2 separate regions of the Homo sapiens genome follow, and region 2 is linked to region 1. Evidence: chromatin loops called from intact Hi-C (ENCODE). Cell type or tissue: GM12878. All regions are shown on one strand. Links, peaks and the distances in the headings refer to the core of each region. The heading gives the core; the rest is flanking DNA. Region 1 overlaps CLTCL1 (clathrin heavy chain like 1). Region 2 overlaps CLTCL1 (clathrin heavy chain like 1).

Evidence for each region. Peaks named below come from ENCODE experiments on the same cell type or tissue, not always from the same donor. Only the 100,000 strongest peaks of a DNase experiment are listed, where the experiment ranks them.
Region 2: a loop joins it to region 1, with 2.2 times the contacts of the local background. A loop is called at or near these places in 4 of 110 quality-filtered maps.

The regions. Positions count from the first base shown.
Region 1 is chr22:19,213,597-19,222,106 of GRCh38, reverse strand. It overlaps CLTCL1 (clathrin heavy chain like 1), which reads left to right. Exons shown (of 33, transcript NM_007098.4): 16 at 14-156; 17 at 496-730; 18 at 2,100-2,222; 19 at 5,851-5,996. Among named protein-coding and RNA genes, the nearest start is that of SLC25A1, 39 kb to the right of the region's middle. RefSeq lists an enhancer at 3,652-4,389. In GM12878, for the core only: a CTCF peak has its summit at 4,008; a DNase peak (open chromatin) is centred at 4,032; H3K27me3 peaks cover 186 bases.
Region 2 is chr22:19,254,879-19,263,388 of GRCh38, reverse strand. All of the region lies in intron 2 of CLTCL1 (clathrin heavy chain like 1), which reads left to right. It also overlaps the pseudogene KRT18P62. Among named protein-coding and RNA genes, the nearest start is that of CLTCL1, 33 kb to the left of the region's middle. In GM12878, for the core only: no CTCF peak of the experiment used is centred there; a DNase peak (open chromatin) is centred at 3,578.

The sequences.
Region 1 (8,510 bases), core at 314-8,313:
TTGACTACCCTAGGTCAACCCTAGCCGGACCCCAGCTGTGATTGGAGGGCTGCTTGATGTGGATTGTTCTGAGGAAGTGATTAAACACTTAATCATGGCAGTGAGAGGACAGTTCTCTACTGATGAGTTGGTGGCTGAAGTAGAAAAAAGAAATAGGTAAGGTGTCCTTACTTGGTGTTTTCTCTTACCCCTGGATTCTAGTGTCTGTTGTTGTTTCTGTCTAATTCTCCAGGACTGTCTCTATAGCTGGTCGTTCATGTACACATCTTAGATGTAGCAATGAGTTACTTGCTATTGGTACTGTGAAGACCTTGGGGGAAAACCTAACAGTAGAAATCAGTTTGGAAACCAGGTCCATCTTGGTCCCTAGAGCAACCTGAAGTCAATGGACTCTGAGATTTTTTGTTTCAGGAAACATCTGTCAGAGCCCTGGAGTTGCCCTCAAGACTTCCAGTGGTAGCCTTGAGACTTTACAGCACCTTCCTTCTTTCAAAGGCTCAAGCTGCTGCTTCCCTGGCTGGAGTCCCAGATTCAGGAAGGCTGTGAGGAGCCTGCCACTCACAATGCACTGGCTAAAATCTACATCGACAGCAACAACAGCCCCGAGTGCTTCCTGAGAGAGAATGCCTACTATGACAGCAGCGTGGTGGGCCGCTACTGTGAGAAGCGAGACCCCCATCTGGCCTGTGTTGCCTATGAGCGGGGGCAGTGTGACCTTGAGCTCATCAAGGTGGGTAGCAGATGTGCTGAGCTGCCCATGTAACCCTGGGCTCCCAGGGAAGCTTTCAAAGGTGTGCCTGTGGGGAGCTGATCAGGGCTTTCTGTGCACCTGGAGATGGCAGGTCATGAGATTATTTCCTTGTGATTCTCACAGCTTTTGGGAACTTGCTCATGCAATTTGTATGCATTGTACCTGTAGACCAGTTGGTCCTGAACCTGACTTATCATCCCTCTGCTTACAGTCCTTACTATTGCCTGGCAATTTGAGGGCAGAATTGAACTCCTTGGCCTGACTCGTGAGCTCCTCTGTGGACTGCCACCTTTCCCAACTCCCGAACTTGATCAGCCATCCATCTTGCCACCCCACCTGGAGAGGCCTGCAATTCCCTGGGTGCCTCATGTCCCGAGTACCCTTGTACTTCATGCCCCCTTTTTGGGGTAACCCTCTACACAAGCCCTTCCCCATCACCTGACCAATGAGCTCTTGCTGGCCTCTCCTTGAGACATCTGCCCAGGTCTTTTGCCTGCATCTGCCCAGGCTTGGATCCACATATAATTACATGTTTAGGTTGAATTGTATGAACTGTTCCTACCTAATCATTTGATCTAAAAATCCAGACATGAATAGGGCACCTGTGAGGTTGGTGCCACACCAGCCTGCTTGGGCTTTTCCTGTGATACACAGGCGGACTGCGCTGCATCCGCAAGCACGTGTGCACGCCGCTCAGCCTTGTGCCGGGCATCTGGCACTCAACAGATCTGATCCTCACCAGGATTTAGCAAGTGCTGCACACGCTAGAACATTCCAGTGGACTGTTGGTGTTTTGGAGATCTGTTATAACATTCAGAAAAAGGTCTCCAGATCTACCAGTGAAAGCACAGTTTACAGTTTTTAGATCTTGAAACATTGCAGTGTTTGTGCTGTTTTATACCAGTTCTAGGCTGTTCTGATAACATTTTACAGATGGTTTAAAGCTAGCTACATATGAGTACTTAAATTTAACTAAATTAAAAATTACCAGTTTAGTTCCTGTCACGCACCACATTTCAAGGGCTCAGTAGCCTCCCATGGCTAGTGGCTGTATCAGACAGAATGGGAGACAGAGCATGTCCCTGAATGCAGGAAGTCCTACTGGCCAGATATGTGGCACATCCCTGGGAGTTGTTGTAAACTTGGAAAGGGCATTTTGAGGTAGTTTGAGTCCATCGTTAACCCTGTAGGATGCTGCTCATCCCATGTCAAAGCATAGCGTCTTGCCTGGGCCCTGACTGTCCACCAAACCAGTATCAGGCACACAGGGAACGAATTGGGGTGTGTCCTCCCAAGCAGCTTCCGCTGGTTGGCTGCTGTGTCACACACATGAGTGTGCTCATTTCAGGTGTGCAATGAGAATTCTCTGTTCAAAAGCGAGGCCCGCTACCTGGTATGCAGAAAGGATCCGGAGCTCTGGGCTCACGTCCTTGAGGAGACCAACCCATCCAGGAGACAGCTAATTGACCAGGTGAGGCACAGAGATGGGTATGTCTGCACACCTGCATTTTGCCGTCCGATCATCATTGTGGCTCAAGTGACTGGTTTCATTTTTAATTTAAAACATCTTGGCTGAGGGCAGTGGCTCACGCCTGTAATGCCAGCAATTTGGGAGGCGGAGGTGGGTGGATCACTTGAGGTCTCAGGAATTCAAGACCAGCCTGGCCAACGTGGTGAAACCCCATCTCCACTAAAAATACAAAAATTAGCCGCACATGGTGGCACACGCCTGTAATCCCAGCTACTTGGGAGGCTGAGGCAGGAGAATTGCTTGAACCCAGGGGGTGGAGGTTGCAGTGAGCCGACATCGTGCCACTGCACTCCAGCCTGGGCGACAGACAGAGACTCCATCTCAAAAAAATAAATAAATAGGCCAGGCATGGTGGCTCACGCCTGTAATCCTAGCACTTTGGGAGGCCGAGGCGGGTGGATGACTTGAGGTCAGGAGTTCAAGTCCAGCCTGGCCAACATAGTGAAACCCCATCTCTACTAAAAATACGAAAACACACTGTGTGGCGCATGCTTGTAATCCCAGCTACTCAGGAGGCTGAAGCAGGAGAATCGCTTGAACCCAGGAGGTGGAGGTTGCAGAAAGCCGAGACTGCACGCCACTGCACTCCAGCCTGGGCAACTGGGTGAGACTCTGTCTCAAAAAAATTAAATAAATAAATAAATAAATAAATAAATAAATAAATAAAACATCTTAGTCCTTACGAACCTTCTCCCCTGCAGAAATAGCTTGCCTAAAAATAGCTTGATTCCCCAGGGTAAGCTGACTTGGAACTGTTAACTGGCCAAGGGCATAGAGTTGGCCCTTGGATCCAAAGCAGGGATATGCAGCCCAGGAAGAGAGTACCTGGTGTCATGCCTGCATGCTGGGCCCAGCTCAGCCCTCGTGGACAGAGGTGAAGTAGCTTTCAAGGTTGTCTCAGCTGACTTCCCTTTGTTGAGGTGCTCTTTATGCCCCTGTGACTATCCAGCACCTCCTTGGAGACTGGGCAGAGTGCTGGGGCCAGGGGTCATTATTGGGTATGGCCTGGCAGGTGGGAGTCTGCCTCGGCCTCTGGGAGGGCTTCCCACAGCCCTGTGGAAGAGCCTCCTCTCCAGTTATAGCCTCACAGACATTTGCAGATAGTGCCTCTGCTGCCCTCAGCACTGTCCCTAGGTGCTAGGCAGACTGTTTAGGGGTGGGGCAAGACCAATGTTGGAACAAAACCCTCGTCCAACAAGTGGCTTCAGCCCTGAGAATAGGACCAGTTAAAACTCCCACCTCCCTCATACACATTGCCAACCTGCTGGACCAGTGCTTTCGAAAGGCTTGAGGGCTGGATTTGACCTTTATCTCTACTGAATTTCATCCTCTCGTTTTCTGTCCACTGTTTCCTCAAGCCTGTGCCACTACTTTTTTAAATAAACTTTTTATTTTGAAATACTTTGAGATTTATGGAAGGTCATGTTGTTTTGAATCTCTGTTTCAACTTTGGACTTACCCATCCAAATCTAATAAAAATATTAAACAACACAATATTCTACTAGGGTTCTACATCCAGGTTCCCAGACATCAGACATTTCTCCAGGTATAGTCCAGCCACCTGGTACACCTTGAAGGTGACTTCATGTTGGTACTGGGGAAGGGCCACTTTAACACTGCACCATACCGGAGCCAGCGGGGGCCTCTTGTCTTCCTGTTTCTGGGTAGAGCTGCTGGTCTTTCATTATCTCTGCTGTAATTGGATATCTGTAGCCACCTCCTGGTGCGAAATTCAACTGCAATGCTCCTGTAATCCAGAGCGCATAATAACAGAGGGAGGCTGCTTTTAGTGTCTGGAGTGGAACCTCATTATGAAAAGTTTACTGAGAGCAGTGTCCTGAGGCAACCTTAGGTGGGGCATCCTGTATTGACTCAAACAGATGGTAGAAATTTATTTTTGCCCTTAAAACAACCTGTGTGTATTTATTTAAGTTGCTCCAAGGTTTTCTTTCTTTCTTTTTTTTTTTTTTTCTCTTTTTGAGACAGAGTTTTGCTCTTCACCAGGCTGGAGTGCAATGGCGTGATCTCGGCTCACTGCAACCTCCACTTCCCAGGTTCAAGTGATTCTCCTGCCTCAGCCTCCTGAGTAGCTGGGATTACAGGCACCTGCCGCCACGCCTGGCTAATTTTTGTATTTTTAGTAGAGATGGGGTTTCACTATGTTAGCCAGGCTGGTCTCGAACTCTTTTTTTTTTTTTTTTTTTTTTTTGAGACAGAGTCTTACTTTGTCACTCAGGCTGGAGTACAGTGGCGCGATCTCGGCTCACTGCAAGCTCCGCCTTCCGGGTTCCCGCCATTCTTCTGCCTCAGCCTCCCGAGTAGCTGGGACTACAGGCGCCCGCCACCACGCCCGGCTACTTTTTTGTATTTTTAGTAGAGCTGGGGTTTCACCGTGTTAGCCAGGATGGTCTCGATCTCCTGACCTCATGATCTGCCCGTCTTGGCCTCCCAAAGTGCTGGGATTACAGGCATGAGCCACCGCGGCCGGCCTCCAAGGTTTTCAAGAATTGACAGTTAGATGTCACTGTTGGAAGTGTACCTTCTCCTTTGGATGGACTTGTGCTGTGTCCTGGTGCCCCTTTCCCTCAGGCATACCCTTTTGGTTCCTTAGCTGCTGGGAGAGCTCCTGTTCTCAAACTCTTCAGCCTCCTTGTTGTAGTTACTACAAATTCCACAGAGGTAGAACTTTTGCATCTTATGGTACCATTGAGTTCACAAAGACTAGCAGAAAGGTGGACTGGACTGACCTTGACCCTAGGTTCCTTTAAGGCCCCTCAAGATTGCTAGGTGAAAGTTCATGGTCAGAGGGCTGTGTTAGCCATGAAAGACCGTCCAGAGCTGTCTCTTCCCTCTCATTGATACACGGCTGTTGCCCACCCCTGAGGAGAACCAGAAACTTGGCAAAAATATTAGATTCTGGAAGTCACTGAAGGTGCCTGGTCCAAAGTGCAAAGAGAACAGTGCTGGCGTTCCAAACTGCTGTTGCATGGGAAATGTACTCTTTGGAAAACTGTCTTTCCACCCTATTTGTAAGTGTTTTTGTATGTGAGACACCTATAATTGGAGGAGGGGTGGCACAGCCAGTCTTTTGTTGGTCTTTCCTTCAGATTGTGGTTCTGAGTGTCATCCGGTGTGAAGGCACGTGGCTCCACAGCTCTGGCTGTGGACTGTGCCACAGCAGTGGCAGTGCTCTCTTCTAGTAAGAGGCTGCTGGAAGCCCCTGCGGTGTCTTCATTAGAGAAGTGGAGCCATATTTGCTATTAGTGGCTTTAAGAGACAAATCTAAAAGGAGACATTCATTTCAAAATGCCTGGTGCACTGGTCATTGGAGCTGAGTAAGAGTCTGTAGCATATTTGATATGAGAGAAAAACTAATTGTCAAAACAGAGCAAACAGAATTTCCTGAAATTAACTTTGAAAACCCTTCCTTTGTTACATTAAGAAGTCTCCCATTTTCTCTGTGTCTATTCCAGACCATCTTGGAGGAGTCCTTCCCTTCTGTTTAGCTTCAAAGATACAGTCTTGAATTGACTTTAATCAAGTTCTTTCAAATGCTTTTTAAAACCAGGTGGTACAGACAGCATTGTCAGAAACACGGGATCCTGAAGAGATTTCGGTCACTGTCAAAGCCTTTATGACAGCCGACCTGCCTAATGAACTGATTGAACTGCTGGAGAAGATAGTTCTGGATAACTCTGTCTTCAGCGAGCACAGGTGAGGCTATGCCAGGGGTAGCTGTGGACACAGGCAGATTCAAAACATCTGCTTGATACTCATCTTCTGTTACAATCTCGTACCGCTTCACCCATCCAGCCTGCCCATTGGCTGCTCCCCAGACATGCCAATCTTCTTACCACCTCCTCTACCTCAATCTAGCCCTTCCCTTATTAGCTCCTGCCTGTCTCAGAGCCCAGCCTCAGTTTCACATTTTCTAGGAGCCTGCGCTCCTCTTACTGCTCTGGCCCACACTGTCCTTTAACACAATGCTCAGAGAAAGGGAGCTGGCATTTTATGAAGGTCTCATGTGGCCTAAGGATGTGTTGAACTCTTCAAATCATGGTGAACAAAGCTTGGAGAAAGGTGGCAGGAGAACCAGATCTGGGCATGTATCAGGGAAGACTTGCCCGAAGTATAATGTAGAAGCCAGATGAGCAGGAGCTGTGGCAGGGGCAGCAGCACAGGCCCGGCACTATAGAGGTGCGAGTGCGTGCTTCCGATGGACCGGCACTATAGAGGTGAGAGTGCACGCTTCCACACGGACCGGCAGTATAGAGGTGGGAGTGTGTGTTTCGGCATGGACCAGCACTATAGAGGTGGGAGCGCGTGCTTCTTTTGCATGGGCAGGCACCATAGAGGTAAGAGTGCGTGCTTCCGCATGGGCCAGCCACCTGGGGTTCCTCTCCACTTCAAAATTCACCATCAGAGATTCTGTGTCAGATTTTAATCAACTCACATCATAAGTGCAGCTGTAAAGATTTAGTTATGAGATTTATTTTGTAGGCCAGAAAGGCTATCAAGGGCTGTAGTATTATAGAGAGGAATTTGTGTGTGTGTTTTTAAACTTGGAGATGCTATATGGTAATGGCATATGGAATGTGAAATTATATTTAATGGAATCATAAACCCTGACTAATGACAGGATGCCAGGATTAAGGTGCCTGAGGTGGCTACGATATTCTGTCTTGCTGTCTGATCAACCTCCTTTGATAGTTGTTAGTTTGTGTGTACTTCCAGGCACTTACAGGTGGCTGTAGCTCTGCTGTCTTCTTAAACACTTGCTTCTCAAACATGCAGGTAACCTCAAGTTCGTGCTCTTCTTTCATTGATGATTTCACCAGACAGTTTTATGCGTAGGTAAAAATAGCCTTGGCTGGGCGTAGTGGCTCACGCCTGTAATCCCAGCACTTTGGGAGGCCAGGAGTTTGAGACCAGCCTAGCCAGCATGGGTGAAACCCTGTCTCTACTAAAAATAAAAATTCAGCCAGGCATGATGGCAGGTGCCTGTAATCCCAGCTACTCGGGAGGCTGAGGCGGGAGAATCGCTTGAGTCTGGGAGGTGGAGGTTGCAGTGAGCCGAGATGGCACCACTATACTCTAGCCTGGGTGACAGAGCGAGACTCCATCTCAAAAAAAAAAAAAAAAGCAAAATATATTATTTTTAGAGTATATACTTGGAAGAATATACTTATGACCTAATAAATTCTTAAGCCAGTCACAGAAACCAGAAACCATAAATAAACCTTTAGTGAAAAACCAATAAGACTGTATTAAACTTAAGCACTTTATCGTAAAGAAGATGGACAAATGAGAAGCTACAAATGCGGGGAAGATATTTGCAACACAACCAACAAAAAATTAGTAGGGAAAAGTTGTAATAAAAGACAAACACAAGCAACCCAATGAGAAACCAAGCAGAGAGCTTGAGCACACCCTCCGGTGAGAGGAAGGGCAGCTTGTGAATTCAGCCTCATCAGCCACCAAGGAGGCACAGAGTGAGGCCACAGTGCATCATCCGATGCTTTGTTACTCCTGCCAGAGCAGCAGGAACCCCACTCTCCTAATCAGTGCTGATGAGGATGTTGAACAGCTGGACCTCTGACGTGCCCCTGCTGGGAATGTGCGTTACATTTGGAAACAGTTTGGTGAAAAAAGATGCACACAGCCAGCAATTTCCTCTCTTCCTTATGAGCCCTAAAGGAACTCAGCTTATTTGTATGAGGAGATGTGCAGGGATACTCAAGACAAAGCTCTAAGAGCGATCCAGATAACCATCAATAAGTAGGCTGTAGTACAGTCATACAGTGGAATACCAGATAGCAGTAGAAATGAACACTGTACATGGATGACCCTTAGCACCCAACTTTAAAATTCTTTTTTATAAAACCACCATACAGTAAAAATGACCTTCTGGAAGGGGATGGGGAATGCAGTGCTAGGAATTTTAACACAAGTGTAGATCTGTAGAATCACCACAGTCGGGATACAAACAATTCCATCACCCTTTAACATTCCCTTGTGCTAGCTACCGTGTATATTATACATTCCCCCAAACCTCAACCCCCAACCCTGGCTACCACCCCGCCACACTAGTTTTGCATTTTCAAGAATGTCATGCAAATGGAGTCACGTGGTATAGACTCCTCTGTGACAGGCTTCTTTCACCCAGCGTGATGATGCCTTTGAGATTCATCCAACTTGGTGAGTGCATCGCATCAGCCTTACATTCTT
Region 2 (8,510 bases), core at 352-8,351, 41 kb before region 1:
ATGGTGGCATATACCTCTAATCCTAGTACTTTCAGAGGCCAAGGTGGGAAGATCGCTTGAGCCTAAGAATTCAAGAGCAGCATGGCAAAGAATACAGTGAGACCTTAGCTCAAAAAAAAAAAAAAAAAATTCTGGGTGTGGTGGTGCACGCCTGTAGTCTCACCTACTCAAGGAGGCTGAGATGGGAGAATATCTTGAGCCCAGGAGTCTGATGACTGCATGTCAGCCTGGGTTACAGAGAGAGACTCTGTCTCAAAATAAATAAATAAATAAATGAATAATCTATTTATTTATTCCTAAAAATTGCTTACCATTATCAGCCTTCAGTGAGTTGTAATCTTTTTTTTTTTTTTTTTTAAAGATGGAGTCTCTCTCTGTCACCCAGGCTGGAGTGCAGTGGCGTTATCTCAACTCTCTGCAACTTCTGTTTACCAGGGTTAAGGGATCCTCCTGCCTCAGCCTCCCGAGTAGCTGGGATTACAAGCACGTGCGACCACGCCCAGCTAATTTTTGTATTTTTAGTAGAGATGGGGTTTCACCATGTTGGCCAGGCTGATCTCGAACTCCTGACCTCAAGTGATCTGCCGGCCTCAGCCTCCCAAAGTGCTGGGATTACAGGCATGAGCCACTGTACCCAGCTGCGAGTTGTAAACTTTTTACTGGTGGAGGGTCTTGCCTTGATGCCAATGGCTGCTGATTGATCACAGTGGTGGTGGCTGAAGGCTGGAGTGGCTGTGGCAATTTTTTTTTTTTTTTTGAGACAGAGTCTTACCCTGTTGCCCAGGCTGGAGTGCAGTAGTGCAATCTCGGCTCACTGTAAGCTCCGCCTCCCGGGTTCATGCCATTCTCCTGCCTCAGCCTCCCAAATAGGTGGGACCACAGGCACCTGCCACCAAGCCCAGCCAATTTTTTGTATTTTTAGTAGAGATGGGGTTTCACCACATTAGCCAGGATGGTCTCCATCTCCTGACTTCGTGATCCACCTGCCTCAGCCTCCCAAAGTGCTGGGACTACAGGCATGAGCCACCGCGACAGGCTGGCAATTTCTTAAAATAAGACATCAGGCTGGGTGCGGTGGCTTATGCCTGTAATCCCAGCACTTTGGGAGGCTGAGGCAGGCAGATCATGAGGTCAAGAGATCGAGACCATCCTGGCCAACATGGTGAAACCCCGTCTCTACTAAAAATACAAAAAAATTAGCTGGGCCTGGTGGCACGCTCCTGTAGTCCCAGCTACTTGGGAGGCTGAGGCAGGAGAATCGCTTGAATCCGGGAGGTGGAGGTTGCAGTGAGCCAAGATCACGCCACTGCACTCCAGTCTGGCAACAGAGTGAGACTCCATCTCAAAAAACAAATAAATAAATAATAAATAATTTTAAAAAAAGACATCAGTGAGGTTTCCGCAGGGATTGACTCTTCCTTTAATGAAAGATTGCTCTGTAGCGTGCAATGCTGTTTGCTAACATTTTACCCACAGTAGACTTCTTCCAGAATTGGAGTCAGTCCTTTCAGACTCTGGTGCTGCTTTATCAGGTAAGTTTATGTACTGTTCTAAATTCTTGTAGTAATTTCAACAGTGTTCACAGCATCTTCACTGGGAGTAGATTCCATTGGAAGAAACCCCTTTCTTTGGTCATCCCTAAGAAGCAGCCCTCATCTGTTCAAGTTTGATCCTGAGATTGCAACAATTCAGTCCCATCTTCAGGCTCCACTTCTAATTCTCTTGCTGTTTCTACCACATCTGCAATGACTTCCTCCACTGAAGTCCTGAACCTCACAAAGTCATTCATGAGGGTTGGAATACACTTCTTCCAAATTCCTGTTAATATTGATATTTTGATCTCCTCTCGTGAATCACGAATGTTCTTAGTTGCATCTAGAATGGTGAATCCTTTCCAGGAGGTTATCAATTTACTTCGCCTAGATCCATCAAAGGAGACATATTTATGGCAGCTGTAGCCTTTAAAAATGTATTTCTTAGGCTGGGCACGGTGGCTTCCGCCTGTAATCCCAGCACTGTGGGAGGCTGAGGCGGGTGGATCACAAGGTCAGGAGGTCGAGACCATCCTGGCTAACACGGTGAAACCCCTTCTCTATTAAAAATACAAGACATTAGCTGGGCATGGTTGGGCGCCTGTAGTCCCAGCTACTGGGGAGGCTGAGGCAGGAGAATGGCGTGAACCCGGGAGGCGGAGCTTGCAGTGAGCCAAGATTACGCCACTGCACTCCAGCCTGGGCAACAGAGCAAAGACTCCGTCTCAAAAAAAAAAAAAATGCATTTCTTAAATAATAAGACTTGAAAGGTGAAATTACTCTTTGATCCACGGATTGCAGAATTGATGTGTTAGCAGGCATGAAAACAGCTTTCATCTCCTTGTATATCTCCGTCAGAGCTCTTAGGTGACCAGGTGCATTGTCAAAGAGCAGTAATCTTTTGAAAGGAACCTTTTTTTTTTTTTCTGATCAGTAGATCTGAACAGTGAGTTTTAAATATTCAGTAAATCATGCTGTAAACAGATGTACTATCATCACGACTCTTGTTTTTCCATTCATAGAACACAGGCAGAGGAGATTTAGCATAATTCTTTTTTTTTTTTTTTTTTTTTTTTTGAGACAGAGTTTCACTCTTGTTGCCCAGGCTGGAGTGCAGTGGCACGATATTGGCTCACCGCAACCTCCACCTCCCGAGTTCAAGGGATTCTCCTGCCTCAGCCTCCCAAGTAGCTGGAATTACAGGCATGCACCACCATGCCCGGCTAATTTTTTGTATTTTTAGTAGAGACGGGGTTTCTTTCCACGTTGGTCAGGCTGATCTCGAACTCCTGACCTCAAGTGATCTGCCTGCCTCAGCCTTCCAAAGTGCTGGGATTACAGGTGTGAGCCACTGCGCCCAGTCAATTTAGCATAATTCTTAAGGGCCTTAGGATTTTTGGAGTGGTCGGTGAGCATTCCTTCCATTTAAAGTTACCAGCTGCATTATCCCCTAACAAGAGAGTTAACCTGTCTTCTGAAGCTTTGAAGCCAGGCATTGACTTCTCTCTTGCTTGAGTCCTAAATGGCATCTTTTTCCAGTAGGAGGTTGTTTCTTCTCCATTGAAAATTTGTTCATCAATGATCTTAGCTAGGTCGTCTGGAGAACTTGACACAGCTTCTGCATCAGAACTTGCTGCTTCACCTTGCCGTTTTATGCTATGGAGATGGCTTCTTTCATTAAACCTCATGAATCAACCTCTGCTAGCTTCAGACTTCTGCAACTTCTTCACCTCTCTCAGCCTTCATGGAATTGCAGAGAGTTAGGGCCTTGCTGTGGATTAGGCTTTGGCTTAAGGGATTGTTCTGGCTGCTTAGATCTTCTATCCAGGCCACTACAACTTTGTCCATATCAGCAGTAAGGCTGTTTGTTTTCTTATCATTAATGTGTTCACTGAAATAGCACTTTTAATTTCCTTAAATAACTTTTCCTTTGTGTTCACAAGTTGGCTAACTGGTGCAAGAGACCTAACCTTCAGTCTGCCTTGGCTTTTGACATGCCTTCCTCACAAAGCCTAATCATTCCTAACTTTTGACTTAAAGTGAGAGACGTAGGACTCTTCCTTTCACTTTCACTTTCCTTTAGCAAGGAAGGTTGTTAAATGGCCTAATTTCAATATTGTTGTGTCTCAGGGAATAAGGAGGCCTGAAGAGAGGAAGAGGGACTAGGGCATGGCCAGTCAGTGGAGCAGTTAGAACACACACATTTATTAAGTCCACTATCTTATATGTGTGTGGTTCATGGTGACACAAAACAATTACTGTAATAACATGAAAGATCACTGATCACAGAGCAGTATAACAAATATAATAATGAAAAAGTTTGAAATATCATGAGAATTACCAAAGTGTGACCCAGAGACAGGAAGTGAGCACATGCTGTTGGAAAAATGATACCAATAGACTTGCTTGATGGAAGATTGCCGCAAACCTTTGATTTTTTTTGTTGTTGTTGTTCACAAAACAAAAAAAACGCCTGTAATCCCAGCACTTTGGGAGGCCGAGGCGGGCAGATCACCTGAGGTCAGGAGTTCGAGACCAGCCTGGCCAACATGGTAAAACCCCGTCTCTACTAAAAATACAAAAATTAGTCGGGCATGGTGGTGGGCGCCTGTAATCCCAACTACTACAGAGGCTGAGGCAGGAGAATCTCTTGAACCTGAGAGGCAGAGGTGGCAGTGAGCCAAGATCATGCCATTGCACTCCAGCCTGGGCAACAAGAGCGAAACGCTGTCTCAAACAAAACAAAACAACAAAACAAGTGCAATATCTGCAAGACACAATAAAACAAAGTGTAATAAAGTGAGGTATGCCTATATTTTCTCTTATTCTGTGGGTTGCCTTTTCTCTCTTTTGTGACCTCTGATGCTGTCCAATTCATTTTTTTTCTTTTATTGTCATATCCAAAAAAATCATTGCAAGATCCAATGTCATCAAGCTTTTCCCCTATGTTTTCTCTAAACATTTTATGATTTTAATTGTTGGGGTTTTTTTTAACCTGTGAACTTTTTACTGGCCTCCTGCTCCCCAAAGGGTACCCTGCTTCTGCTGGCTCAATTCCTCAGAACTTTGGTGTCGTTGGTCTCAAACACCACTTTGCCGTCCACTATCCTGCAGGTGGTGGTCTTTTGGATGGTTTGCATGGAGTTGCTGCTGTCTAGGGCCTCACCAAGATTGAAGTCCTCCCCATCTTCCAGCAGGCGGTGGTAGGTGGTGATCTCAGCCTCCAGATTGACCTGGATGTTCCAGGCCTCGTACTCCTGGGCCTGGCGCTGTCCCTCTGCCCAGGTCTGTGCCAGCTCCGACTCCAGGTACAGTAGGACCCTGTTGAGCTGCTCCATCTGCGTGGTATAGCAGGCCTCCACCTCCCTTAGGCTGTTCTCCAAGCTGATCTTCAGATTTCTCATCAAGTCCAGGCCAATCTCCAAGGACTGGACTGGACATCTCAGCTCTGTGAGTGTTATCTCAGCAGCTCTGATCTCGGTGGACTGCGTGATGACCACTGTGGTGCTCTCCTCAATCTGCTGGGATCAGTACCTGTCCAGCTTCTCTAGGTTCTTCTGAGTCAGCTTGTCATATTGGGCCCAGATATCTGCCATGATCTTGCCAAGGTCCTGATATTTGGACATCTGCCTCCACAGTCAACCCAAAGCTAGTAATACGGGCTTGTAGGCCTTTTACTCCCTCTTCATGGTTCTTCATGAAGAACAGCTTCTCCTTGAGAGTCTCAATCTTTGTCTTCATCTACAGCCCAGTGACACTGGTGTCATCAGTGACCTTGCAGAGCCCATGGATGTCGCTCCTCACAAACTGGTGCATGGCCAGCTCTGTCTCATACTTGACTCTAAAGTCAGCAGCAGCAAGATGGGCATTGTCAGTGTGCAGAACGATGAAGGCATTGTCCACAGAATTTGCAAAGATCTGAGCCATCAGCTTCTCAGTGGTCTTGAAGTAATGGCCCAGTCTCTGACCTGGGGTCTCTTCTTCTCCAGGTGCTCCCGGTTTTTGCTCTCCAGCCTCTAATTCTCAGTCTCCAGGCTCCTCACTCTGTCCAGGTAGGAGGCCAGGTGGTCGTTCAGGCTTTGCATGGTCTCCTTCTCATTCTAGATGCCCCCTATTCCTGCCAGACCCCTGGCCATCCCAGTGGCCAGGGCCCTGGACCCCAAGCCACCCTGGAAACTGGTGGAGCAGGACACAGAGATCTGGGAGCCCAAATCCCTTACATCTGCATAGATGCCGGCTGGACTGCTGATCAACCGGGTACTGTAGCTGGGCGGCTGGACGGATCCCAGGGACTGGTAGTTAGTAGAGAAGGTAGTGGAGTGAGTGGTGAAACTCATGCTGTCTGGGGAGGAAAGTGAGAGAACAGGACTCAGGTTCTGCCTGTGATTTTAGTTTTTATGTTTAGGTCTTTAATCCATTTTGAGTTACTTTTTGTATATGGTATAAGGTAAGGGTCCAATTTTATTATTTTGTGGACCCAGTTTTCCCAGTATTATTTGTTGAAAAGAGTATTCTTTTTTCTCATTGAATGGTCTTAGTACCCTTGTCAAAGATCATTTGATCATATATGTGAAGGTTCATTTTTGAGTTCTCTCTTATATTCCACTGGTGTCTGTGTTTCTATGCTGTTACCATACATTTGCTTACTTTAACTTTGTAATGAGGTTTAAATTCAGGAAGTGTGAGATCATCCAACCTTGTTCATCTTTATCAAGATTATTTTGGCTATTTGAGGTCCTTTGAGGTTCCATATACATTTTAGAATGGATTTTTCTATTTTTATAAAAAATGTGTTTGGGCCTATTGAGTTTTTTGAGGCACTTTTATCAAATCAGTGCATGCAGCTGTTTCTAGACTTTCTTCTGTTTCATTGATCTATGTGTCTTATGACAATAACATAGGTTTTATTAATAGCTTTATAGTACATCTCAACATTAGGTATTGTAAGTCTTCCAGCTTTGCTCTTTTCCAAATTTGTTATGTCTATTCTTTGTCCTCTGCATTTCCATATTCATTATAGCATCATTTTATTTTCCACCAAGCAAACAAAAGATGCTGGGCCAGGGTGGTGGCTCACACCTGTTATCCCAGCACTTCGACAGGCTGAGATGGAAGGATTGCATGAGGCCAGGAGTTTGAGACCAGCCTGGGCAGCATAGCAAGACCTAGTCTCTAAAAAAAAAAAAAAATTAAAAATTAGACTGGGCATGGTGGCTCGCGCCTATAATCCCAGCACTTTGGGAGGCTGAGGCAGGCGACTCACTTGAGGTCAAGAGTTTGAGACCAGCGTGGCCAACATGGTGAAACCCCATCTCTACAAAAAAATGCGAAAATTAGGTGGGCGTGATGGCATGTGCCTGTAATCCCTGATACTCGGGGGGCTGAGGCAGGAGAATCACTTGAACCTGGGAGGTGGAGGCTGCATTGAGCTGAGATGATGCCACTGCACTCCAGCCTGGGCAACAGAGAGAGACTGTGTCTCAAAAAAAAAAAAAAAAAAAAGATAAAAGAAAAAGAAAAAAAAAAGAAAAATTAGCTGAGTGTGGCAGTGCATGCCTATAGTCCCAACTACTTGAGAGGCTGAGGCAGGAGGATCACTTGAGCCCAGGAATTTGAGGTTGCAATGAGCTATGATTGCTCCACTGTACTCCAGCCTGGGTGACAAAGTGAGGCCCTGTATCTATTAAAAAGAAAGAAAGAAAGAAGGAAAAGGATTCTGGGATTTTGATTGGGATTGCATTGAACCTGTACGTAATTTATGGGGAAATGACATCTTGGCAATTTTAAGTGTTCTGATCCATGAACATGGTATGCCCCTTCTTTTATTTAAGCCTTTACTTTCTTTCAGGAATATTTTATAGTGTAGAGACTTTGCTTACCCTTTGTTAAATTTACTCCAAAATGCTATGTTTTGGGTGGTGGTATGAATTTTTTTTTTTTTTTTTTTGAGACAGAGTCTTACTCTGTCGGTCAGGCTAGAGTGCAGTGGCACAATTTTGGCTCACTGCAACCTCCGCCTCCCAGGCTCAAGCAATTCTCCTGCCTCAGCCTCCCGAGTAGCTGGGATTACAGGAGTGTGCCACCATGCCCGGCTAATTTTCGTATTTTTAGTAGAGACGGGGTTTCACCATGTTGGCCAGGCTGTTCTTGAACTCCTGACCTCCGGTAATCTACCTGCCTCAGCTTCCCAAAGTGCTGGGATTACAGGCGTGAGCCACCATGCCCGGCCTGAATTCTTTTTTATATTTCCAAATTGTTTGCTGCTAGTATCTCAAAATTCAGTTGATTTTTTTTGAGACCTGTTTTCACTTTGTCACCCAGGCTGGAGTGCAGTGGCATCATCTTGGCTCACTGCAACCTCTGCCTCCTGGGTTCAAGCGATTCTCCTGCCTCAGCCTCTCAAGTAGCTGGAATTACAGGTGACTGCCACCAAGCCCGGCTAATTTTTGTATTTTTGGTAGAGATGGGGTTTCACCATGTTGACCAGACTGGTCTCAAACTCCTGACCTCAAGAGATCCACCAGCCTCAGCCTCCCAAAGTGCTGGGAATACAGGTGTGAGCCACTGTGCCCAGCCCAATTGAAATTTTTGTAGGTTGTCTTTGCATCTTGCTGCACTCCTGTAGTCATCTATTAATTCTAATAGTTGTTTTGTAGATTTGTAGATTCTGCAGGATTTTCTTTGTAAATAATTATGTTGTCTGTGAGTTAAGACAGCTTTACTTCCTTTTTTGATCTTTATGCCTTTTATTTTTCTTGCCTTATCACACCAGCTATGTTATTCTCAGTATCAAAACAAGTGGTCAGAGAAATAATCCTTGCCTTGTTCCCAATCTTTGTGGGAAGCAATATTTTAATATTTTATGTTAGGTCTAAATTTTGTATAATTCCAAAATCAAAATTTAGTTCATTGCTACATGTAGAAACAATATGGATCTCTTGCCAGAGAATGGATGCCAAATATTTTGTCTAGAATTGT